Regions from separate parts of the Mus musculus genome. Here regions 1, 2, 4 and 5 are each linked to region 3. Evidence: chromatin loops called from intact Hi-C (ENCODE). Cell type or tissue: heart. All regions are shown on one strand.

Region 1 (5,000 bases), 120 kb after region 3:
AGATGGTTGAGAGCCATCATGTGGTTGCTGGGAATTGAACTCAGGACCTCTGGAAGAGCAGCCAATGCTCTTAACCACTGAGCCATCTCTCCAGCCCTCACATTTCTTATTTTAGAAATTCTTATAATTCAACCATACAGAAAAATTAATCATTTTAATTTGGGGAGAGATGTATGGGGAAGCATCTAGAAGTATAATTATGCCCACTACTTACTGTCAAGTAATGAAGTATAAAAAAGGGCAAGTGTGTTCAACAGAGACAAATGTTTTAAAATGTTGAAGGAAAAATAGCAAAACTTAGAAGTGTTGGTAAGGGGATTCTCAGCACACAGGGCCGTGGTAGAGGGGACAGAGCACAGGTCCATACTGGTGCAGCAAATGCTTTACTGAGCCTGCCAGTGAACTACCACACACACTTCTATTCTATTTCAATCTGCTCCTAGTTTACTAAAGAATTTGCCGGGCCAGCGAGATAGCTCCGTGGGTAAAGTCACTGGCTCTGTAAGCCCGGAAACCTTCGGTCCACCTCCAGAACCTATACAGAGGTGGTGAGGACAACCGCTTCCATAAGGCTGTTCCCTGATGCCTGTCTGCATATGCTATGTGGTACATGTGCCCACACACATCAGTAAGCAAGCTTGTTAAAATCAACCTGGAGTTAGAGAGAGATGGCCCAGAGCTTAAACGCACATACTGCTCTCTCAGAGAACTAGCATTGAGTCCCTAGTACCGTGTTGGCAGCGCACAACCCCCTGCAACTCCAGTTCCAGGGGGATCAGATTCTTCTGCCCTCAAGAGCATCTGTGCGCACATGCACATAGCCACACAAATACTTGAAAATCTAACAAAACAAAAGACTGCCAGGTGGTAGTGGTGGTACACACTTTTAATCCCAGCATTTGAGAGGCAGAGGGAGGCATATTTCTAAGTTCCAGGACAGCCAGTGCTACATAGAGAAACTCCGTCTCAAAAAAACTAAAAGAAAATAATTATTATTATTGATATACTTATATAGAGATATGACTATTTAAAAACAAAAACTTAGGACCAGGCCTTTAATCCTAGCACTTGGGAGGGAGGTGGATCCTTGTGAGTTCAAGGTTAGCCTGGCCTACATAGTGAGTTTCAGACCAATTAGAACCACTCAATCTGACTGTCTCAAAAAACAAAAACAAAATTCACCAGAAACAAGACTTTAAGCCAAGCATGGTGGTACACACTTGTAATACCAGCAGCACTTGGGAAGTGAAGATAGTCAAAAATTCAAGGCAGATCTGAGGGACATAAGATCCTACCCCCAATTTTAGTTAGTATTGTATAAAAATAAGTATATTAATAAAGAGCTTACATACAGACTTAGGATCTTTCTTTCTTTCTTCCAATGAAGGGGTGGGTGTGTGGTTTAATGGTCACAATGAAAAAGAGAAATAAAAAGGAAAGGACATGCCTGTTCCTTGGGAGGTTGAAGGAAAAAGTTTACTATAAAAGGAAGAGCTCGGAGGCAAGGACTTTTAGGAGAGTCCAGAGGCTAAAGATTCTGAACTGGGCCCTGGGAGAAGAGCAAGGAAGGGTAGGGGATAGGGATGGGGAGCCAGGTGCTACAGCCAGGAGACCCAAGAGAGCTGCATAAACAAAACGGCTGCATTATTTAGGGAAGGGAAGCTGGGGGAAGGGTAGCCCGGCTCCTGGGCTGGAGAAGTCTGGGAAAGTGGATTGGGTATGTCTGCCAGGAGAGTCCCGGAAGGGACAGAAGGGCAGGGAGAACCAGGAGGCCACCATCGGCTTTGATATGTTAAATAGGCACAACAGCAGAGTCCAGGGTTTGAAACCTAACAATGATCCTCCAAATTTAAATACCAGCGACCATGCTGTGACTACTTCTGGGATACAAGATTTATTCAACAATTTTACAGTGCAAACCCAACTTGGTCAACGAAGACAACTAGTATTATGACTTCAGTCCACGCCACACCATAACTCCAAGTCCCTTCACTCCTACCCCAGTCTCCCACTCCACCCATGGGCATAGTTAGCCTGTTTCCTTCCACCAATTCTCATCCTTGTTGTTAAGTTTCCTTCCTACCCACCCTTTTCCACGTTAGTACTTAAATGTACAGTATGCGTCACTAAACACTACATCTCAGCCCCTCAAACTCTCTCGTTCAAAAGGTCCCACAAATGCCAAACAGATCCTTTTCTCCTCTTGGCTTTCCAGTCCCCAGAGAGAGGGGATGTCACATAGCACATACACACGAAACTTCATTTAACCAGAAAGGGGGTGAGGTGGGGGCAGCTAGCAGTTAAACTAGACTACAGGAGTGTCCGGAAGCCGAACCTCACCGGAAGATTTTCAAAGCCGGCCCACTTTCCCTTTACTTTTCCCCATCTGGTCCCTAATTAAGATTCTTGGGCGGTGGGAGAAGTGGAGCGAAGAATATCTGGGTTTGAGAGATCACGAGAACAACCTCGTGAAAAGCAGGCCACCAAGAGGCGACAACTGGAGGACCGGAGCCTGCAGTGTACCATCAGCGGAACCGAGGGACAGCCCTGGTGGCGACAAGCTGAGGATGAAATGGCAGCCGGGCCGGGGCTGTAGAAGCACAGAGTAAAGGGCCGCCGTGAGTGGGCCCGGCCGCGGCCAGCGGGAAACAGACAGGACGGCGGGAGCAGCCGGGCCGCGCGCACCTGCGAGTAGGAGCACTTCTCCGAGTCGCTGCCGCCCAGGACGGCGCACGCCTCATTCTCCAACTCCTCGTCTTCCTCGAGCACGTCCACCAGCGACACCACGGGCTCCAGCTCCGCCTGGCACTCGGTGGGGCTCTCGGCTCCGGCCATCCTCAACTGTCACCGGGCTCCGCTGCGTGGGCCCAGGAGGAGGCGGGAAAAGTGGCCGCCGCCAGGGGCGTCGCGAGAAGGCGGGGCCCCGTGAGGAGGCGGAGCCCGAGCACCAGACAGCCAATCCTAAGGAAGGACACGGAAGAAAATGGGCGGGCCAATTTCGGGAAATCGGAAGTCATTCCTCCTCCTCCTCGCCTCTCCCGCCCGCCCCGGCCGCAGGCTGGCTTCCGCTTCCGGGTGGCGTTTCTCCGAGGCGCGCTGTTGAAGCTGAGTGGTCGCCATGGAGCTTTCGGGCGAGTACGTCGGTTGTGACGGGGAGCCGCAGCGGCTACGAGTGTCCTGTGAGGCGTCGGGAGACGCGGACCCTCTCCAGAGCCTGTCGGCGGGCGTGGTCCGGATGAAGGAGTTGGTAGCGGAGTTCTTCGGGACCCTAGTGGAGCAGGACGCGCAAGGCTTGGCGGAAGATCCGGACGACGCTTTGGATGGTGAGCGCGGGGGCGGGGCGCCGGGGGACACTGGCGGGACCGGGCAGTGTGAAGGGCAGGCTAGAGAAGGCGAGCCCCGGAGAAGAGGAGCAATCGCTTCTAAAAATCCTTAGAACTCGCTGCCCTCTTTGTCTGATATCCCACCGCCCCCCGTTTTTGCGACTTTTCCCACCAAAAAAAAAAAAAAAAACCGTGGCGAGCGTTGGACTAGGGACTGGTCAACGGACGAAGTCAGCTTGACTCCCTTGCAAAGAACGCAAAGGATTAAGATAGGCAGAGAAAGTGGCGGTCTGTAACCATTGCTAGCTGGCACGAAGACCCGAAAGGGCGGGAAGGTAGACCTGGTTGTTGAAAAACGGAAAGGAGTGAAATTAGAAACGAGAAAACGTGTTTGACAGAATGAGGAGAGCTTCGAATGACCGAGGCCCACTTTGTTTTAGGGAATCTTAACCCTCTCAGTTTTGTAGCTATTGTTTCGAAAGTAAAAGAGTTCTTTTTAGTTTAGCTTTTTGGTATTCTTAAATTAATTGATCGTTTCATTCATGTATTAATGCATTCAGGTCATGGTCTCTATCCCCCGCTGAACCCTTCTCGACAGGGCTCCTCGCCTTTCTTTCCGGCCTTTTTTTGTCACTGGATTTATTTAAGGATATTTGTATGATATTTACTGGAACTAGGGCAACACAGCAGTGACTAGACCACTGAAGAAAAACAATGACTCCCCCGCCCCCCATTAACCGCCAACCGCTCCTCTGAGAGGGGTGGCGCCTCATGAGCCCCCCCCTTCCTTGATGGAATGTTTACGTTGCCATCTTGTGCTGCCAGAGTTTAAGGGCTATATAATGTCCGAAAGCACTACAGCCCTTCCCGTCCTCTTACTTTCTCTCACCCCCTCTCCTGTTGTAGAAATTAACTGTTAATTTTGGTGGCTTGGGGTTTGTTTGCTTTTAAAGATGGATGTTTACCTGCATGCTTGTCTGTACACCTCTTATGTGCAGTGCCTTCGGAGGCCAGAAGAGGGCATCAAATCCCCTGGAACCAGAGTTACAGATAGTCAAGAGGGTGCCTCGTACATGCAGGGGAAAAGTAGGTGGTGCTCTTAACCACGGAGCCATCTCTCCAGCCCTAGCTCTGTTAATAGGAATAAAATTATTTTGTAGACATTGTCACCATGTAACGGTTAAACCAGCCTCGCTTTGGATTTGCAGAGACCTGCCAGACTCTGCCTCAGCAGTGCTGGAATTAAAGAAATATGCCACCACACTCCACTGTTGTTACATTTATTTCTAATCTTGAATTGAACACCAAGATAGATGTTTCATTGTTCTGAGCTAAGGAGTCAATTCTTCTGCAGAGGAGATTAAACTTCCGTATTCTTTATAATATAGTTATTGGCTGTCATTAAAAGGAACAATAAGGGGCTGGTGAGATGGCTCAGCAGTTAAGAGCACTGACTGCTCTTCCAAAGGTCCCAAGTTCAAATCCCAGCAACCACATGGTGGCTCACAACCATCCATAATGAGATCTGACGCCCTCTTCTGGTGTGTCTGAAGACAACTACAGTGTACTTACATATAATAAATAATTTTTTTAAAGAAACAATAAAAAGTATTAGCTAGATGTATTATTCACGGTTCTTCAAAGGAGCAGAGCTGATAGAATAAGTGTGATATAAAG
Region 2 (5,000 bases), 57 kb after region 3:
CTAGTGGCAATCCTATTGTCATATATAAACTGAAAGCAGAAAATGTTACAGGTGAAATATTAAGGCCAGGATTTGAATCCTGTTCCTTGTACATCCAAGGAACTACTTTTTAAAAAAGATTTGCTTTTATGTGCATAGTTTGTTTATGTGCATAGTTTAAGACCTATCTCTAATTGCCATTAGCTATATGTGTAAAATTTTGCTTGCTGATCTAAAAAGTGAGGATAATGCCATCCTGTTGGTGAGACTGCTCTCAAGCTCTGATATTATACACCTAGTGCTTCCTACATTGAGTAATGTATGATAAACATGATAAACATGAGATAAACAATGGCTATTCTTACGTCAAACTTTCTTGTAAGTGTTCCTGATGTACTGATATATTCTAACACAAAACCAGGCACAAGGTTAGTAAGGGCTGTGAAGGGTGAAAAAGGAATCTTCATAAGAGCTAGTCAGAGATTTCTGTAAAGGGAACAGAAATAGAGACAACTTCTCGGCCACAGATTTAGTAAAAAATTTAAAAAACAAACAAACAAAAAAAAACAGTTGGACTTCTCAGAATGTGAGAAGTGCATAGGCTTAGATTCACTTCTGTATCTATTCTTCTAGAAAATTCCTAGGCTCTTGAAATTAAGAGCTATAGTGTCGATGGCATATCTGGTATAGAGTTTGGCTTACAGCCAAATGATCCATTCACTTGACCAAGTGATGAACAAAATTTTAATTGTTAATTGGTGTCATGTTGTATGTAGCTTTTGCTATCCCACCTAAGCTCCAGAATGGGCTGCACTACCAGCCCCACCCAGTTTCTCTTGAATCCACAGATAAAAGACAGACACAAAGTTGTTCAATTTCAACTTGCCTTCTTGGCACAATTGCTGGGCATCATTAAACCCCCCGATGCTAGTGTGCCCTTATCAATACTCTTAGCTCCGAACTTCCCTCCTGCCCTAAACTTTAGTACATCTAGTCCCTGCTAAACACCCCAGACCACCCACCTGTAGGAGCAGCCTGTGTGGCCACTCAGTTTTGAGATCTCACATAGCGGGTCAACTTTTCTCCATCAGAAGCCTGGCAAACTCTCCTCTCCTCCCTTGCATCTGTCTCTTGCCTCCAGAGACCTGGAAGTCCCACCTGTCCCTTCCACCCAGTAATTGACCCATGGCTTTACTGACAGATTAAAAACCAATTGGGGAACAGAACCTTAGCATCAGAACCAACCAACCCTACACCTCACCCTTTCTGTTAAATAAAAATTTAAAAAAACCTCTTCTCCCAGACAAAAATTGAACAAAATCATAACAATCATGTAAATTACACTGTATAATATACAAATGACATCTAGTACATCATATTTGTCAGTTAGATAAAGTACTCTACCATTATTCCTAACTTAAAGAATTATGATTCTATCCCTAGATTATGTTTGGATTTTAGCCAGTAATGTCGCCTGAAAACCATGTCTTCCACTCTATAACCTCTCTCTCAGTGTTAAACAATTTGAGTTTGAATATGAGACAATAACTAGTCTTCAACCACATCAGAAGTCTGAGAATGATTTAAGCGTTACCTGGGTATATAGGAAGCACCAAACATAGCTTCTCAAACTTAAACAGTTGTAGAGACAGCTGACTACCTGGACAGCCCCCTAATTCCTCAAAATGTTGGAGCAGCAGTCTTCAGCCTTCTAGCCCAGGATCATCTGACAGACCTTTGCAAAACAGGATTATGAAGAGCTATTTACCCTGTCTTGGCAGAGCTAACATTTGACTATTCTGCATAATGTGTCCTTTTCCTGGACAGTATTTTGTCTGCAGATGAAAACAGGCAGTTTCTGCCCAGTGGGCACACCGCCATGATAAGTAACCTCACCTGGAGGTGAAGATGCTCAATTTCTTCTTTGAACTAAGAAGGGGGTGCTGTCAGGAGCAGACATGTCTCATGTCAAATGATTAAATCATATAAATATCACAGTCTGTGGATTTCTGATGTTATATATATATATATATATGAAGATACATACATGTATATCTCCGGACTGTTAAACCTTGACTACTCTTAGTTATTTCTAATTGAATAATATCAAAAACACCTTCTTATAATTAAATCAGAACCTAACATAACCATGAGTTTTCAATCTGGCTCTTAACTTGTGTTACTTAATCATCTAAAAACAGTTTGTAATAGCAGTTATTAAAAGGACTGGGTCTAAGCCCCGTATTCTTAAATGAGTTGCATAGGCACAATGCCTATCTAAGAATAACAATCTCAAATTTTTAATCAAAATAAGAAATTCATACCAATGAAAACCTTAAATCTGTATCAAAATTAATTCTGTACCAATGTAAGAAATTATAACTTTAACTTTGTATCAATTGTAAAGATTTCTATCAATTAAGATTACAGCAGTACAATGCTTTGTTCAAGGATAATTTGGAAAGTAACCATTACCGGACTCCCAAACCCAGGGAATTGGACTGACAACTCTTCACAACTTCTCCCTGCTGAATAGAGGTGATGAAAGCTCTTTAAAGGGTGGGGAGGGATAGGAAAATTAGAAAATTTGGTTAGGGGGCTGGTGAGATGGCTCAGTGGGTAAGAGCACCCGACTGCTCTTCCGAAGGTCCGGAGTTCAAATCCCAGCAACCACATGGTGGCTCACAACCATCTGTAACAAGATCTGACTCCCTCTTCTGGCGTGTCTGCAGACAACTACAGTGTACTTACATATAATAAATAAATAAATCTTTAAAAAAAAAAAAAAAAAAAAAAGAAAATTTGGTTAGACTTAAGAAAGCTAGCTTTAGCATCTGTTATCCAGTCTCTGTATGCTTTAAGTTCTCACTGGATCCGTCTGAAAGGTTGGGTAAGGTAACATGACCTGGAATCCGAGGCAATCCCTAAAGCTGTTCTGGGCAGCAACCGGAAGCAGGGCTCCAAGCATGTCACTTCAGCATCTCTGAGGATGAATTTCACCAAAGCTGTACGTTCTGTAGTACATAAATCTCACAGCCAAAATTTTAGTACCATCAAGATGGTATGGATTGTGCAGGGTGTACAGATTAGTTAAGGATGAAATTCTGCTCCTTGTTTGAGCATGTGAGAGACAGCTGTATTTTTTGAGTTAATTTTAATAACCAATTATAATGTCTTCATTCATGCCATGTGAAGGATGGCACGAAGAATCTTTACCTATCCTGTATGATTCTCTTGAATTTTTCTAGTTCTTCCGGCGGGGGGAGGGTGTCCCCTGTGGGGTCCAGAGCCTTTTCTCCTTTCCTATCAAAACAAATGCAGAGCCTTTCTCCAAAAATGTTCTTGGTCCAATAACCGGAAATCATTAAACATTTAGTTTGACCTCTCTCCCAGAGGAATTTTAATACAGCCACCAAACTCAAAATCACACTTTGATAATTAAAACTATTCAAAGCAAATAAAGCAGTCTAAACAGTGTTATGAGACAGGATGTTACATGGCGGCCCAGGCTTGCTTTGCACTTGAACTCAATGGTAGTCTTCCTGTGAAATGATTCTCTCCACTTTTGAATGGCTTCTGGGAATTGAACTCAGATAGTCAGGCAGATGTCACTGGTCTCATCTCACCGGCCTTTTCAGTTTTTGTGTCTGTGGTATCTTAATCTAAGTTCTCTCCATAAACTTGGTCCTTAGACAAAGACTTGCTCGAAGATTGTTTATTCTGGGAAGTTCTTGCAGAGAATAGGAATATGGTTAGGAAAGGTTAAGTGGAATGAGAGAAACAATATAATTACATGTTCTGAGGTGATGGTGTGGCCAACTTGATACTGCTGGAACCCTCTCAGGAAGAGTGGGGATGGTATACCATTCAGAATTGTTGACAGGGAAGAAAAGGGGGTATTAATCCTCCATTATTCCTGTTGGGAAAGTATTTGCAGTTTGCCTATGTTATCTAGGAGATTCCGGGAAGTAGCTACTTCAGGATGATATTATTTCTATAGCAGAAAGCAAAATGTTCAAAGGTATGGCTGGAGCAAGGTCTGGTAGACTTTTGAAACTGGCTCACTATAATAGGCAGAGCAGATGTGAGATAGGTACAGGGTTCCTAAAATTCAGTTTTGTGATGCATATCAGTTTGTGTGGTTGATTAAACTCAATTCATCATAGCTGGCCTGGTGACGTGGCCTTTACAAAAGATTTGGTTTGGGGATGATGATAGAAGTAGCCAGGGTCCAGTTTCCAAAACTGCTTGGGAATTCTGATTCCCTTTTATTATCAGAACTAAGCGTTACATCATTGTGAGGGAAGCTGAGGAAGCAAAGTGCTGAAAGGGATGGTTAATGGGCTGGATGGGCTGTGGGTCCAAGGAGCCAAGCTCAGCCAGCTGCTGAAGTGCAGCTGGGAGGAAGGAACTGCTGCCATTCATTTAGTGGTGGCCAGCAGAGTTGCAAGGGGTAAGAGCTGATCTTAAAGCAGAGAGGAAGCAAGCGCAAGCCAGTACTCATGGCATGTTTGCATCCACTTTTCCTGTACCTTGCTGTGGTGACTTTTAGAGAACATTGACAGCTATTTCTCTCTGCTTCCAAGCTACATGTTCCTACTTTGAGTGACTAACTTGGGACAATACTGGGTTGGAGACTGAGGGAAGTAGTTCGTTTGTACTCTAGTTGAAACACTGAAAATCAGTGTAGCCTCTTCCCTCACCTCTTTGAGAGTTGTTTTCCTCTTTGCCAATACTTCAGCCAGTCTAAGGAAGCTTCCAGGTAGGGTAACCCACACCTTAATTCCAGATGTTTCTGAGCTCTTTTCTCTTTGATACCATTACTAGGTTTTTGTTATCAGCAGACAACAAAGCACCAGAAGATGCCATAGTGAATCCTTTGGGTTCTGCATAGCCCTTTCCTGATCTAACACACTAATAGGCACACCTGCCAGTGTGTGTGGGTGACTCTTGCATTGCATAACTGCATTACAAAACAGAAACTGATTTTCCCACTCTGTTCACTTCCACCTTGATTCAGA
Region 3 (5,000 bases):
TGAATATGTTTGTGCACCACATGCATGCCTAATGCTGCCAGGGGCTGGAAGAGAGTGTCGGATACTCTGGAACTGGAGTTACAGCTAGTTGTGGGTTGCAACGTGAACACTGTGAATCAAGCCTGGGTCCTCTGAAAAAGCAGCCAGTGCTCCTCTAACTGTGGAACCATCTCTTGATCCCCTAATGAGTGTTGTTCAATGGATATAGACAAAGCTGAAGTTGTGGGAAATAGTGGTGGGGGGCCTGACTGTAGAGACCATGCAGTTATAGATTAGAACTACAGTTTAGGGGGGCCTAGGAGGTCAGCATGAAGAATGACCCATCAGCTCCAACCAGATGGAGCAGTTGCCCTCAAAACATTTTTCCATTCACCATTTGTCTATTGCTCACATCTGTGCAGCCAGTTGACAACACTCATCAGCTCTAGGGGAATCCCTCTCCCCTTTGTGACGGCTTTAGGGGGGTTATCTCTGTGCACATGAAACCCTTTTGATCCATTTTTGTTATTGCTGCTGTTGTTGCACAGCATGGCGTCAGGTTTGGTGTCTCCGATGGCCATTTGTGCTGCTTTTCCTATGGTTTTGAGTTCTTGAAGGAAACACTGCGAGTAATCCCAGCACGGTGAGATGCCCTAGCTGTCCTGGAACTCACTCTGTAGACCAGACTGGCCTCAAACTCAGAAATCTGCCTGCCTCTGCCTCCCAAGTGCTGGGATTAAAGGCGTGCGCCACCACACCCGGCTTTCGTCCAGCTTCTTGATGCTGTGAGTCAGGAGCTTCCAGAAACCAGTGGGCAGCATGTACCCAGTTCTCTTGTTGTTTCTTAACCAAATGTTGAGCATCAGAGTCTGTCCCTTGGATCTGCACGAATCCTGTTGTCATTACCCCTGACATTACTGTCATTTCTGTTAGTTGTCCTTAACTCTGACATATCGGTGAGCAGGGTGAATTTCTGGGTCCTCCTTTGGGTGCTCTCAGGCTTTCTCAGAGATCGGAGGGCAGCCATAACATCTCATAGGAGATGGCAGCCACCTTTAGGCGGCTCTGGAAGCAGGAAGGAGAACTGGAGTAAACAGAATCCTTTTTTGAACAACAGTTACAGTTTCTGATATAATTGACAGACCTTCAGGAATTAGAATAGGGGCAGCCTGCATGCTGCACCAGGAAACGGTAAACTAATAAATCCAAGAGGAACTCCTTTTTGAAAGAAAGCAGTTAATAATTCAATAGGGAAAATACAATATACTTTAAAATGTTTTTAAAAGGTCAGGAAAATATTCAAAGAAATAACAGTTCTTCTATTAGAAGTTGACAGAAACAATTTATGCCCTTTAACTGAATACCAAATCACTAAAACAAGAAAGCTCAAATTTTCTTTTACAGAGACTAGGAAGATAGGGGTATAGTGCTTGCCATGCAATTGAATGAGACCTCCAGAACCCGTGGAAAGCTGCACACAGTCTCTTCATCTATAATCTCGGTGCTACTTCGGAGAGATGGGAGACAGAGAGCTCACAGGCCAGCTGGACAGAAATAAAAAGTGACTTACCTCAAAGGGAAAGGGTAAGACTGACTCCTGAGTTTGTCCTCTGTCCTGCACAACCACACACACACACACACACACACACACACCCCCCACATATTCAATTAAACAAAAAAGAAAGAAGAGAGAGAGAGAGAGAGAGAAAGGAAGGAAGGAAGGAAGGAAAGAAGAAAGGGAAGGAAAAGAAAAGAAAAAAAGAAAAGAAAAGAAAAAAGAAAAGAAAAGAAAAGAAAAGAAAAGAAAAAGAAGGGGCTGGAACCCTTTTTACCACAAAACAGGAAAAAAAAAAAAAAACCTACAGAAGCCAAACCCATGACAAAATTTCATTGCTTCTATCCTTTGAAACTTATCTAAACCTGTATACAACATACCACCAACCAGGAAAAAAGAAGAAGAAGAAAAAAAACAGACTTGCAAAACACAGTTTTTATTCATAGAGAGCCAAGGGCATGGAACCTCAAAAGCAAATTTCAAATCCATCTCCCAGAGAAGTGGAAAAGGGTACATTTATTGGACCAAGTTCCACAAGCTCTAACTTGACTATCATGACCCATATATCAGCAATGTTGCACACAGTCAACTGAACGAAGTCGGTCATCAAGCAAAGTGGATTGATGGGCCTGATGATACACACCCTTGTAATCCCAGTGCTTTAGGTGGAACTAGGAACAGTTCAAGGTCAATTTCAGCAAGCCAAAGTTTAGCCTAGGCTACATATGGGTCTCAATACAAATACTTTTCCCCTCCCATACCCCAATCCATTGAGAAAGTAAATAAGTGTTAAGGGCTGGTTAAATCTTTAATTGATTAGGTTAAATCGAGTTAATTTATTGAGGAACTAAGGACAGGAGCTTTTTATTCAGAAGTCCTTTTTAAAATGACCATAAAGAGGCCCAAAACATGGAACAGTGATTTAAAGCACCTGTTGCTTTTGCAGAGGGCCTGGGCTCGATTCCCAGCACCCACATGGTGACTATACCACCATCTGTGACTCTAGTTCAGGGGATCTGTGGGCACCCATGTGGCGCACATACATTCAGGCAAAACATTCATACACATAAAAAATTAATCTAACACTATCAAAAAAAGAAATGTAACAGGAAAGACTAGGGAAAGACGGAAAACGCAAATTCCTGAAGGACACTGCCTGGATTCTTGGCTTGGCTTGCCCGCTTCCCTAGCTGTAAAACAGTGATAATAACGCGGGTCCCAGCTACCTCAAAGGGCAGTTTTGGCATCCAGACAGAAACCATGTATTTAACTGTGTTTTGAAAACTGTAGGGCACTCCATAAATGTAAGCCGTTTTTGTTACTGCCTCGCTGTAATTATGGCAAAATCACAAACAAGGGCTGTTTATGGAAGAGATCTGGCTCTCCCATGGGGGGCACTGTGAATTCCATCAGCCTAGTTCTTTGTTACTGAAACTTTTCAGTATCTTTTTTTTCTCAAATACTAGGTAACTAGCAAAGTACTACATATAAAAGTACCAAGAAGACAAAATAGTTTTAGAAATTCTTAACAAAAAAGAAGCCACAGAAACGCAAAGTCGGCCAGGAAGGAATTTTCCTCCGGATCGCAGTTCTTTTTGAGGCAAGCATTTTATGCCAACACCCGGTGGGTGGCGGCTGCCCAGAGGAAACGAAACAGTGGAACTGGCCTTCCCCTGCATAGCGATGATTATTCCATTTAGATACAAAGAATAACAAGCTACAATTCCCGGAGCTGTGCAGGATGCTGCAACAAGTACCCCGCGCCCCTTCGCACCTCCCTCGGGCAGGCAGAGCCAGAAGAATGCGCGCGCACTCGCCTCTTGGCCTGAGCCCCTGGGAACGCGCCTCCCTAGCCTGCCCCTCCTCCCCAAGCCGGCGCGCCGACGTCGGGTCACGTGACGTGGGCGAGCCGACAGCGGGGGCGGGCGGGGCCGTCCGGCTCCGCAGAGCGGCGCAGGCGCGCCAGGGCCGCGCGAGGCGAGCCCCTCCTGCTCCCTGTCGGAGTCAAAATGGCGACGGGGGGAACCTGGAGTGGTCCCGGAGCCTAAGCCACTGACAGGAGAGGGGAGGGCGGCGGCGGCGGCTGGAGGAGAATGGCCGCGGGGGCTGGCGCCAGTGCGGACGACGGCGCTGGGGGCGGCGGCGGCGGAGGCGACGGCAGCGGTCCCAGCAGCAGTCGCGGCGGGAGGAGCCTCCGAGGTGAGTGTCCCTCGGTGTCCGAGGCTTGAGGAGCCGTCTCGCCGGCCCCGCGCGGCCCGGGACGTCCGGCTGCCGGCAGGGGCGGTGGTTGGGCGTGGTGGCGCCTCGGCCGAGGCCCGGACGCCGCGGGGTTGCCGAGGCGCTGGCCAGCTCGGCCGTCTAGGGCCCAGCGCGCCGGCGGCGGCGCGGGACGGGGGCCTCCCGGTCCCCGCGCCCTGAGGGGCGGGCCGGACAGCGCGCCGCCGAGCGGGCCGTGACCGAGGCGCGGCGCTCAGGGCCGGAGGGCGCGCGGCTCCCCCACCCCCGCCCGGGTGGCCGCCGGGACGAGCCCCTAGCGCCGGGCTGCGAGGGGCGGGACCCGCCGCACCCTGCGCTCGGGAACCCACACCCGGCGCGGACTCCTGTTTACGGGCTGCGGGGTGGGCGTGAGGCCGCTGGGGAGGGCCGGAGCTTGGGGGGGAGGGGGGAGCAGGCCTGGGGAGGACCACTCCCCGCGGGCGAAGTGAAAGCGTCCCGGAGTGAGTGCTCTGGGAGGACCGAGACTGGCGTTGAGCTTTGACAGGTAGGTGGGGGAGACAATACGGAGCGGAGCTTCGGCTGGAGCCGCGGAGGCTAAGCTAGCTTAGCTCCCGGGAGGACTTGGCGAAAGGCGTGCCTACCTTCCCTCCTGCTCTGCTGTTTCTCCCTTCCACGCACTCACACTCTCGCTCTCGCTCACACTCCAGGGTGAGAACTTTCTCGCCGTCTTCGGAGAAACTCCGAGGAGTGTTGTATCCGCTTTGAACCACCACAGCGCCTCTCCCATACCAGCACACATAATAAGTACTCTGGAGTAGGCCGAATTTGCAGAGCAGTCTCGGTTCTCTGGCCCAGGGCACTGGCCCCTCGGCTCAAGCTTCTTACAGTGACGGAGCAAGGAAGAAGCGTTTTTTGCAGATAAATTAGCTTTTCCAGCAGACGTTATCTTTTGTCTCTGCGTAGCGTCTATGGCTCACCCATTACTCACATTGTCTTCTTTGTAAGTCTGGAAGAAAGACTTGAAGTTATATGAACCGTACATTCTTCATAGCAGCTGTGATTCGACTGGTCTTGGAATTTTGGAGTCAGGAACACCTTTAGAGATTGGGCGTGTTCTAAAGTGGGGGAATTGGACGCGGAAAGGTGCGATTCTGTGGGTCATGTAGCTGGGGAGGGGTGAGACCTAAACTAGGATCTCGGCTTCTGCAGGTGAGGAAGAGCTCTTTTCACTCCACTCCAGCACTACTGT
Region 4 (5,000 bases), 87 kb after region 3:
GATGAAAAGAGGCTTGATCAGCACGCCGCCATCAGACATGCTTCCTACAGCAGAGGGCGGGAAATCAAACGCCTGGCTGCGGCAGAAGAACGCTGGCATATATGTTCGTCCTCGGCTGTTTTCTCCCTATGTGGAGGAAGCAAAGGTAATGGAAACATTGGAAGGTAGCAGATGACTTTATTACCAACCATACGCACAGAGATTTAGTATTTGCAAGTGACCCAGACGTGTAGTAATAGGGAAAATGAAAGTAAAATCTAGATGGTCACTCGTTTTCTGCAATGTTTAATTATCAAGGATGTTGTTAAAACTTAAGATGCATTTTACCTCCTGGCCTTGCAGATTGTTACAGCTGCACGACACAGCTGTGCCTTACAGTCTGCAGAGTGCGGGGTGACTACAGGCTGCTTTGCTTATCGTCCTCTTAAACTAAGAGACTCTTTAGTAAACTGTGATCTCTTGGATTAACCTTCTAGAATAGCTGACTTTTGAGCTCTGTTTAGTTTTAGGGTAAGCATTTAAACAAAGTTTCAATCTTGTTAGTAAATAGCAGACCCTGTGTGTACTATAATATAGAAAACTCTCCAAGAAGAAAAGATAATGTGAGAACAAAATACTGCTTTATTAGATGTTAATGTGAAGTTTGAGAAACTAATTATCATTTAAATCACCAACAAGATTCTATTTTGTTTTGGTGGTAGTGATGGTGGTGGTGGTGGTGGTGGTGGTGGTTGTTGTTAGAGCGGGTCTCACTTTATAGCCCTGGCTGGCTTCAAACTCACAGAGATCTGATTACCTCTGCCTCCAAAGTTCTGGGACTAAAGGCATGTACCACTCTACACCTGTCACAGCCAACACAATCAATGCCCTTAACCACTGAGCCATTCAGCCACATATGCATGATGTCCATGTGAGCACATGTGAGTGGAGAGCAGAAGACAACGCTGTGAAGTCAGTTATTCTCCTTCAACCTTCACAGGGGTCCAGGGAAAGATGAGTGGTGGACGTTGTAAGAAGATCTAAGACAGTAGAGTGGCCCAGTCGTCAGGTCTGGCCTTTGTGATAGATGTTCATTCTTTCTTGTGCTTCAGAGCCTGAGATGCGCTCCTCCCCACAATAAGTGTGGACAGGGTTCATGTATTGCGGTATTTGGGCCATTCTGCAGGGTAGTGAGAGACATGCACTGGAATTTATTTAACAAAATTGGGCTTATTTATAGATCTGTTACGTTAAATAGCAATGATTTTATATGTTTTACATATATATGTGTGTGTGTGAGTGTGTGTGTGTATGTCTGTCCGTGTGTGTGTGTGTGTGCGCGCGCGCGCGCACGCGCAAGTGTGATCTAATGAAGGCTGACCAGTTTCCCTCCAATGCTGCAGTCAGTGCTGGATGAGATGATGGTGGAACAGACAGACCTGGTGCGACTGCGAATGGTGCGCATGTCCAATGTCCCAGACACACTCTACATGGTCAGCAATGCCATGCCCCAGTGCTGCCACATGATCAGCCACCAGCAGATCAGCAGTAACCAGTCGAGCCCTCCATCAGTTGTAGCCAATGAGATCCCAGGTAAGGCAGTACTGGTTCTTTTGTTTTCACAGTTTCCGGTTGATTCTCTCCACGTTTCAGTGCCCTTTGTGCATCATTCCATTGCCAGATATGCACTGTGGGGCAGAGTCATTCCTGTTAAGAATGACTGGTTTAGAGGAATCAGATTTTTTTCTGTCATATAACAACCTTTTTGTGGCAGGCATGATGGCATATGCCTGTCCTCCCAGAATCTAAGAGAAAGGCAAGAAGATCCTGAGCTACATAATGAACCCGTCTCAAAAACAAAAGCCTTCAGGAGGTGGCTGCTGTGCCCTCCTCTCCCAAATGCAAGCCCTGTTAGCTCCTAGTATAACTGTCATGTCCAAAGACAGCAATGACTAGTGGTCAGAAACTCAGGCCAGCCCTCCCCACTTGCCATTGCAGGCTTCAGAATAAGTCTAACAGACTATGGCATTCAGTAGTACCATTCGTTTCTGCTTACACAGCTATGCAAAGATGAATCCCATGGTGACAGCTTTTCATCACAGTCTCAGCTTTATTTTGAACTGTTGTCTTCCATAAGTTGTTTCATATTTGGCTATTCTGTGTGTACTTATATGTACATTGGGTAACAGTGTGAGGAGAGAGGTTCTTTTATTTAGACTACTGTACAATTTGAAGGTTTGATATAGTCACGTTTGGTTTTCTTTCTCCTGTTCTCCTCCCTCACCTACTCTCTCTCTCTCTTTTAAGTGAGATAGGGTCTCACTGTGTAAACCAGGCTGGCCCTGTACTCCACCTGTGTCTATCTTCCAAGTATTAGGATTAAAGGCTATGCTGTTGTGCTCAGCCTATAGTGTTTTCTTTTAAGCCAGAGTTACTGCAGATGCATATAGCATAACTTCATCTTAGAATTTAACCTCAAAGTTCCAAAAAACATTCACAGTATGATCAGGAAAATTTAACATGTCTGTCATTTAGGTGATGAGACGTGGCCCTACTAAGGTTCTTTTTCTGATCTTCCCCAACATGCTAAGAAAAGTCTATGCAGCTTATTGGAAAAGACTGTCTAGGGCTGGAGAGATGGCTCAGCGGTTAAGAGCACTGACTGCTCTTCCTGAGGTCCTGAGTTCAAATCACAACCATCCACAATGAGATCTGGTGCCCTCTTCTGGAGTGTCTGAAAACAGCTACAGTGTACTTGCGTATAATAAATAAATTTAAAAAAAAAAAGGAAAAGACTGTCTAACTGCCGTTTATGTATATGACTTTGGACTGAATATTAGTGTCCTCATTGTGGAATGCAGATAATGCCTCCTTTCTAGACTCATTGCGCAGCTTTAATGAAGTGCCACGACTCTATTCTAAGAAGTCTGCCTGGTTCAGAGTAAGCACTCAGGAGACTGTAGGCTCCATGCTAGCAATTGTGCCAGGAATCTATATGCTTCGTCTTCTGTCTCCTTAGCTCAGGCTACTAAGCATTTCTTAGGCCTTTCGTCTCTTATTCTAGTTTCTGCGTTGTGGCCATATAACCTCACTAGTAACTACTCAGTACTCAGAGAGCCATGTATGTCAGTACCCATATTGAATGGTATGACTGTGTTCCAATAAAACTACACTCAGGGAACTTCTAGGACATTTACTTTCTTCTGTTCTCTTGGTTAGGGTTACTTTTACTGTCATAAAACATCATAACCAAAAGGATGTAGGGAAAGAAAGGGTTTATTTGGCTTACATTTCCACATTGTAGTCCATCATGGAAAGAAATCAGGACAGAAACTCAGATGGAGCAGGAACTTAACTGGCTTGCTCCTCATGGCTTGCTCAGTATGCTTTCTTATAGAACACAGGACTTCCCATCCTGGGTTGGCTCCACCCACAGTGGGCTGGGCCCTCCCACATACATCACTAATTAAGAAGATGCTCTACAGGCTGACCCACAACCCAAACCTACAGAGGGATTGGCTCAACTGAAGCTCCCTTGTATCAAGTTAACAAAAAACTAGCCAGCACATTTGTGTTAGGTAGTTTCAGAGTGATTGTCAGGGAGTCACAGCTCTGGTCCTATTATCCCCAATAAACACAACTACCTGGTATACACAGAATATATTTAATTGTTTATCTGTCATCTGTCGATACACTTGTAGTTTGTACCATTGAGCACTGGATTCTACTGTCAAGCCAACTGTTTGTGTCATGGTACCTCTCACTTGCATATGTTATATGCACCTGTCTTGTGCTCAGAAAGCCTCCCCTGCTTCCTTTGCCTGCTTCCTTTCTAGAACCCTCCTTTGTTAAAACTCATCTTAAGGACCCTTCCCCTGTCCTCAGTCCAGCCTGGCACTGCTTCCTGCCCTCGGTTTGCTTACTGAGTTTACAGTGACTAAAGTGAGAAGTTTTTGAGAACAGGGTTCATGCCTTTTGTTTTTTAACCCTAATTGCCCAAGTATAACCCCTGGTGTTTGAGGACTCAAGACAGTTCCTTACTATTTTGTTTGCGGTGTGAAGTTAAACTAGGCAGGCACTGCCTCACTGAGTCGCATCCCAGCCCTTATGGTGAGTGTATTCGGAAGATATGGAATGCCTTCCACCTTCTGAAGAGAGTAGGTGCAAGTAAAGTGGCTGGGGGGTTTGTTTTTGTTGTTTTGGTTCTTTTATTTGTGCTGTGGCTGAAAATGTTAAATTTAGGAGCTGTTTAGTATATAATCAAGAGCTTTTGGTGCCCAGAGAAATTTTAAAACCTTGGAAAATAATTGGAGACATATAAATAGAATATTTCCAGGGAATTAAAATACCATCTTTAAAAACTGTGTGAGAAGATTCTGCTATAGCATATGTTTTCCTTGTGCTTGCTGAGTAGTCTTACGTAGCTCAGGAATTGTCCTGCCTTTCTCCTTCTAGTTCCTCGTCTCCTCATTATGAAGGATATGGTGAGGCGCCTGCAGGAACTGCGGCACACAGAGCAGGTGCAGAGAGCCTATGCACTGAACTGTGGGGAAGGTGCCACCGTCAGCTATGAAATCCAGATCCGAGTGCTCAGAGAGTTTGGTCTTGCAGACGCCGCTGCAGAGCTCCTACAGGTAGGACACAATACTGAGGTGGGGAAAGGGAGCCTTGGAACATTAGTCAGGTCACCTGAGGAGCCCTCAGCTGCTGCTCTTTCTTCCTGCTTGTTCTTTTGCTGCTGCTGGTGTCTTTAATAGCCTGCAGATTTCTCCTGATGAGAGACAACTTGGTAGAGCAGCCTGAGCACAGAGTTGGCCCTGCTGTTTGTAATCTATTACGTGGATAAAGTCACTTACCCTCGCTGAACATCTCTTTTCGCATGTGAAGTGAAGACAGGACATTATGTAAAGCAGCTGTGTGTATGAGGTGTATCGAGCATCTAACAGGCAGCTACTGCAGACTTCTATCTCAGGAGAGATCAGAGGGGTGGGGGTGGGGGGTAGAAAATGCCAGCCAGGCCT
Region 5 (5,000 bases), 140 kb after region 3:
CCTGCAAAAGGAGGTGTCTGGAGAGTGATCTTTAAGCCTCCTGATACTGATAGTGACTTTTTGTGCAGATTAAATGAGTTTTTAAAGGGGGAGGGCATGACGATGGGTGAATTAACCAGAGTTCTTGGGAATCGGAATGACCCTCTCGGCCTAGACCCGGGCATAATGATCCCTGAAATTCGAGCACCCATGTTAGCACAGGCATTAAATGAGGCCCTTAAGCCTACCCTGCAGTATCTGAGGTACAAAAAGCTGAGTGTGTTCTCAGGCAGGGATCCTCCAGGACCAGGTGAGGAAGAATTTGAATCTTGGATGTTTCATACTTCCCAAGTAATGAAAACATGGCAGGTGTCAGATGTAGAGAAAAGAAGGCGGTTGATAGAGAGCCTTAGAGGTCCAGCATTTGAAATTATTCGAGTCCTCAAGATAAACAACCCCTTCATTACAGTTGCAGAATGCCTGAAGACGCTTGAGACAATATTTGGGATTATTGATAATCCTAGAGCATTGCAGGTCAAATACCTTACTACTTATCAGAAGACTGATGAAAAGCTGTCTGCCTATGTTCTAAGGTTGGAGCCTTTATTGCAGAAACTGGTTCAGAAAGGAGCAATTGAGAAAGAAGTTGTGAATCAGGCCCGTCTAGACCAAGTCATTGCTGGGGCAGTCCACAAATCAGTTCGAAGAGAGCTTGGGCTGCCGGAGGGTAGCCCAGCCCCAGGCTTACTGCAGTTGCTGACACTGATAAAAGATAAGGAGGCCGAAGAAGAAGAGGTCCTCCTTCAGGCCGAATTAGAAGGCTATTGCACTTGACCCAAGACCCAAGGCTGTCATGAGCAGAACAAGATGGAAGAGCTCATTGCAGAGATCAGCCCATCCACTCTTTATGCTGCCAAAGTAACTCGCCCTTTGTCGTGTTGTTTACTGAATGTCTCCCCAATGTTTTACTGATAAAAATGATGTCATTCTACACTGATAATTATTTAAATCAAAAGACCATTCTGCTAGTACAGTGTCCCAGCAAGTCAAAAGTTTATATGCATGTTTAATAGTCATATGTGATGGTGCTATCAGTTATCAATAGTTTTCAGGTGTTGCCCACATTTATGCTGAAGACCCTGAGCCAAGGCTGGTTAAGATATTTAGTTTCTTTTATTAAAATCAGTTATCGATTCTGTGCAATCAAAAAGCACAACTGAATGCTGTGGTCAGTTCTACAACTAGTTTTAGGTTTGTGACTATCTGATATGTTGCCAAAACGTCTGCTTCTAAATATCATTTTCTTGGAGTAATAAAGAAATGATAATAAAATATTTGATCTTTGTATACATTGTAATACTACATTTGAAGGAAAATAATTTTTTGGCTTTGTTTTTAAGACAGTTTCTCTGTGCAGCTTTAGCTGTGCTGGAACCCACTCTATAGACCCAGGGTAGTCTCAAACTCAGAAATGTGCCTCCTGAGTGCTGGAATTAAAGGCCTGCACAACTACACTAGGCTGAACAAAAGTTTTTATAGTGTGAATCTGAAAGCCACTGAAATTACAGACTTAGTTCTTTGAACTCTTGGCACCTAGGGGATAGGAACTTGCTTGTTTGACAGGAACCAGACTATAAACAGATTGTGGCGAGTAGTAGGCCCATCAATATTGAATTTTGAGGGAGAAAGGGAAGATGAAGGTTTGTGTTTTTCCAACCCTGGTGCTACACACCTATAACCCCAGTGCTTAACAAGTAAAGCCAAAGTCAGGAAGACTGGCCTCTCAAGGCCAGCCAGAACTACAGAGGGAGGCCCTACCTCCAAAGAGAAAACTACATACAGGGAAACTAAGATCACCTGGGAAATGGATGTATGCCCAAGACGAAGCAGGCAGTAATGAGAGCTGTTCTGGTTCTTGCAAAGCTGCTGTTCTCTCTACTAAGGGAGGGAACTACACAAAGAATCAAGGCCAGACTGTCACCGTGTGTACATGTAGTCTTGGGAGTGTGATAGATTACTCTGAGTTAGGAATACATGGAAAGTTTCCTTATGTTCTCCACTGCAGAATGGCATGTGGACTCTTGAGAGCTGTGATTCTGCTCATGTTTGTATAGTGGCTTAAGATACATTATGCACTGTCCTGCAGGTCACTCATTTGCTGCCTCGGTGAGAAACTTTACATTTTGTATAGACACACAAGCATTAATAAATGCCACGCCTCTTCTGTATGTGAGACCCTAAGCTGAGGGGGTAAACTCGACAGGATAATCCCTGCTTTGAAGGTTTATTCAGACTCAGTATTAATGGCTGACATTGGATGTATCCTTGGCCAGCGACTAAGTACTAGCTGAAGAAGAAGCTGTCTCTTCCCACCTCCCATTTTATGAATAAGATGAGGCACAGAAAAATAACTTGTCTGTGGTTTTACAGGTAGTAATGTGGCTAGCCCCTGGCTCCAGGTCTTTTTATTCTGGGTAGATCATAGGCTCAGAGATCTTTAGGTGCTGGTCTTTGACGCATATATATATATATATATCCCATAACATTTGGCAGTGGTGGCAACAGACAGGTGGAGAAGAGTGCCACCTAGTGTTATAGCTCTAGGGGCCTAGGATGCTAGACCCTTAATTAAGCATTATAGATCTTGTGGAAGCCTCTAGTAACCCCACCCTTTGCTCTAAAATACTAAGTTATTGGGTAGACCTCATTACAAGTATTATAGCTGTTGTATAGACTTGGGAAGTTATTATTCCTTCGCCTTGCCAGTGTTAAATCGTACAGGTCTCGGGGTGTCTGAGACTTGTAAAAATCACAGAAGCTCTCTGAAACCTCCAGTGACAAGGGCCTGCTGGTTTTCATTTCCAGCTCTTTACAGCCTTCTCTCCTTTATCTCTGCCTCTTCGGTTGTCACAACAGCCAGCCACACAGCCATTTTCCAGCTCTGCCTGCCACTCCACTGTCTGCTGTTGCTGCCACTCTCCTGGCTTTATATTGCCATCTTAGCCTCACAACTAAGAAGTAAGCTAGAAATAGGAAAGGAGGGCTGGAGAGGTGGCTCCTCGGGTAAGAGCACCGACTGCTCTTCCAGAGGTCCTGAGTTCAAATCCCAGCAACCACATGGTGGCTCACAACCATCTGTAATGGGATCTGATGCTGCCTTCTGGTGTGACTGAAAACAGTTACAGTGTACTCATAAATAAAATAAATCTTTTTAAAAAATGGCAAGGAAACACTACTGGAGAGAATCTTTTATTGGGGAGGCAGCACAAGAGGTTATCTCCTGGGGCTGGTGAGATGGCTCAGGGGTTAAGAGTGTGACTGCTCTTCCAAAGGTCCTGAGTTCAAATCCCAGCAACCATATGGTGGCTCACAACCATCCTTAACGAAATTGGATGCCTCTTCTGGAGTGTCTGAAGACAGCTACAGTGTACTTACATATAGTAAATACAATAAATAAATAAATTTAAAAAAAAAAAGAGGTTATCTCCTAGCTGACAAAGTGAGCTCAACAGCCTATGAAGGCTAAGGAAGGGTGTTTGTGCCACTTTGAGAAAAACTTATATGTAAATGAAGAATTGTGTTTGCACCAATCACAGCCTTGTCTGAACACTAGCATCGCAGTCACTGCTAAGCTATCAGACAAACTCTCCTTCCTTGAAAATGGTTGCAAGGTCATCTAGGATTCACTGACGTTGTGCTAGCAAACATCTAGTAGAAGCTGACTTAGGCCTGGCAGAGGCTGTGCCTTGGGGAGCTGCAGTTGTGTCGTTTCAAGGTGTTCACACAGTGTTCCAAACAGTGATGTCATACAGATAGCTGGCTGGCTTTTGACAGCCCGCTTGCTCAAAGCAGCCAACAGTGGGTAAGTCCAGCAGCTGGTGATTGAGAAGTCAAATTGCCCCGTCAGCAGGAGTGCTTACAGTTTTGAAAGAAGAACAACTTATTAGCAGTGATTTTAGCCAAGCTCTAATAATGTTTAATTCCTGATGAGTGTTCCCACGGTCTCCTTTATCAAAGTGACAGGCCAGGATTTACATCGAGCCTGTCCATTGCCAGTCCTTGATCGTCATAAAGATTGATTTGTTTTTAATATTAGGTGGGTATGTGTGCGCATCATATTCATGCAGTGCCTGTGGAAGCCAGAACAGAGAGTGGTGGATTCCCCTGAGGCAGGAGTCAGACCGGTGTGAGTCATCATATGAATGCTAGAAACCGAACCCAGAACCTGTGCAAGAACAGTAAATGCCCTTCACTGTTGAGCCATCATTTCCTTGGCCCCCAGAGTCCCTTGTTCTTAAGCTGTTCTAGGTTAGCTTGTTAACTTCTCACAGGAGCCTGTCAAAAAAAATACAAAAACAAAAAAACAGTGTCCATTCTACAGACAGGAAGCTTAAGGTTCAAGAAGATTCAGTGCCACCGGGCAGTGGTGGCGCATGCCTTTAATCCCAGCACTCGGGAGGCAGAGGCAGGCGGATTTCTGAGTTCGAGGCCAGCCTGGTCTACAGAGTGAGTTCCAAGACAGCCAGGGCTACACAGAGAAACCCTGTCTCAAAAAACCAAAAAATAAAAAAAAAATTAAAAATCAATTCTAGATAATATAAATGTTTGCTTCCATGCACAAAAGCCATAAGAAAATCATGTAACTCTGGAACTGGAGTTACACAAGATTATTTGCAGCCATGAACGTGCTCAGAAGGGTCCTCTACCTGCTGCAGCAAATCCTCTTACCTGCTGAGCCACCTCTCCAGCCCACAGTCAGCTTTTCTTATGGTCTTCTGCATGCATCTGGTGAATACTATGTAATTGAGGAAACTAAAAGGATTTTTTTATTGGTTTATAAATTGAAAATAATAAAAGCACATATGCGCCCTTTAAACAGCCATGTTGAAACAATGGCACTAAAATGTCACATTGACATACTAGGACTTGAAGGGGAATTTCTTTTTGTTTAAGAAAGAAACTCTCGGGGGCTGGTGAGATGGCTGCTCTTCCGAAGGTCCAGAGTTCAAATCCCAGCAACC

The links. Peaks named below come from ENCODE experiments on the same cell type or tissue, not always from the same donor. Only the 100,000 strongest peaks of a DNase experiment are listed, where the experiment ranks them.
Region 1: a loop joins it to region 3, with 8 times the contacts of the local background. A loop is called at or near these places in 13 of 42 quality-filtered maps.
Region 2: a loop joins it to region 3, with 2.7 times the contacts of the local background. A loop is called at or near these places in 6 of 42 quality-filtered maps.
Region 4: it touches region 3 in a loop (2.5-fold over the local background); 2 of 42 quality-filtered maps call a loop at or near these places.
Region 5: a loop joins it to region 3, with 2.8 times the contacts of the local background. A loop is called at or near these places in 11 of 42 quality-filtered maps.

The regions. Positions count from the first base shown.
Region 1 is chr12:102,755,864-102,760,863 of GRCm38, reverse strand. It overlaps Gm20604 (predicted gene 20604), which reads left to right and starts at 3,054. Exons shown (of 2, transcript NM_001142939.1): 1 at 3,054-3,323. The coding sequence starts at 3,119. Gon7 (GON7 subunit of KEOPS complex) reads left to right here and starts at 3,054. Exons shown (of 2, transcript NM_001142938.1): 1 at 3,054-3,323. The coding sequence starts at 3,119. Ubr7 (ubiquitin protein ligase E3 component n-recognin 7 (putative)) reads right to left here and starts at 2,889. Exons shown (of 11, transcript NM_025666.2): 1 at 2,686-2,889. The coding sequence starts at 2,835. In heart, CTCF peaks have their summits at 2,895 and 4,337 (motif pointing right); a DNase peak (open chromatin) is centred at 3,113; H3K4me3 peaks cover 3,255 bases; H3K27ac peaks cover 2,772 bases.
Region 2 is chr12:102,819,647-102,824,646 of GRCm38, reverse strand. The region is part of intron 3 of Btbd7 (BTB (POZ) domain containing 7); the gene reads left to right. Among named protein-coding and RNA genes, the nearest start is that of Btbd7, 56 kb to the left of the region's middle. In heart, no CTCF peak of the experiment used is centred here; no DNase peak of the experiment used is centred here.
Region 3 is chr12:102,876,949-102,881,948 of GRCm38, reverse strand. Btbd7 (BTB (POZ) domain containing 7) reads left to right here and starts at 3,507. Exons shown (of 11, transcript NM_001377026.1): 1 at 3,507-3,733. In heart, CTCF peaks have their summits at 2,932 and 4,504; a DNase peak (open chromatin) is centred at 3,418; H3K4me3 peaks cover 2,424 bases; H3K27ac peaks cover 2,354 bases.
Region 4 is chr12:102,790,318-102,795,317 of GRCm38, reverse strand. It overlaps Btbd7 (BTB (POZ) domain containing 7), which reads left to right. Exons shown (of 11, transcript NM_001377026.1): 7 at 2-145; 8 at 1,383-1,572; 9 at 4,435-4,613. Among named protein-coding and RNA genes, the nearest start is that of Ubr7, 35 kb to the right of the region's middle. In heart, a CTCF peak has its summit at 2,710 (motif pointing left); no DNase peak of the experiment used is centred here.
Region 5 is chr12:102,738,043-102,743,042 of GRCm38, reverse strand. It overlaps Gm20604 (predicted gene 20604), which reads left to right. Exons shown (of 2, transcript NM_001142939.1): 2 at 1-3,213. It overlaps Moap1 (modulator of apoptosis 1), which reads left to right. Exons shown (of 2, transcript NM_001142937.2): 2 at 1-3,213. The coding sequence ends at 813. Among named protein-coding and RNA genes, the nearest start is that of Moap1, 3.1 kb to the left of the region's middle. In heart, a CTCF peak has its summit at 2,573 (motif pointing left); no DNase peak of the experiment used is centred here; H3K4me3 peaks cover 266 bases; H3K27ac peaks cover 245 bases.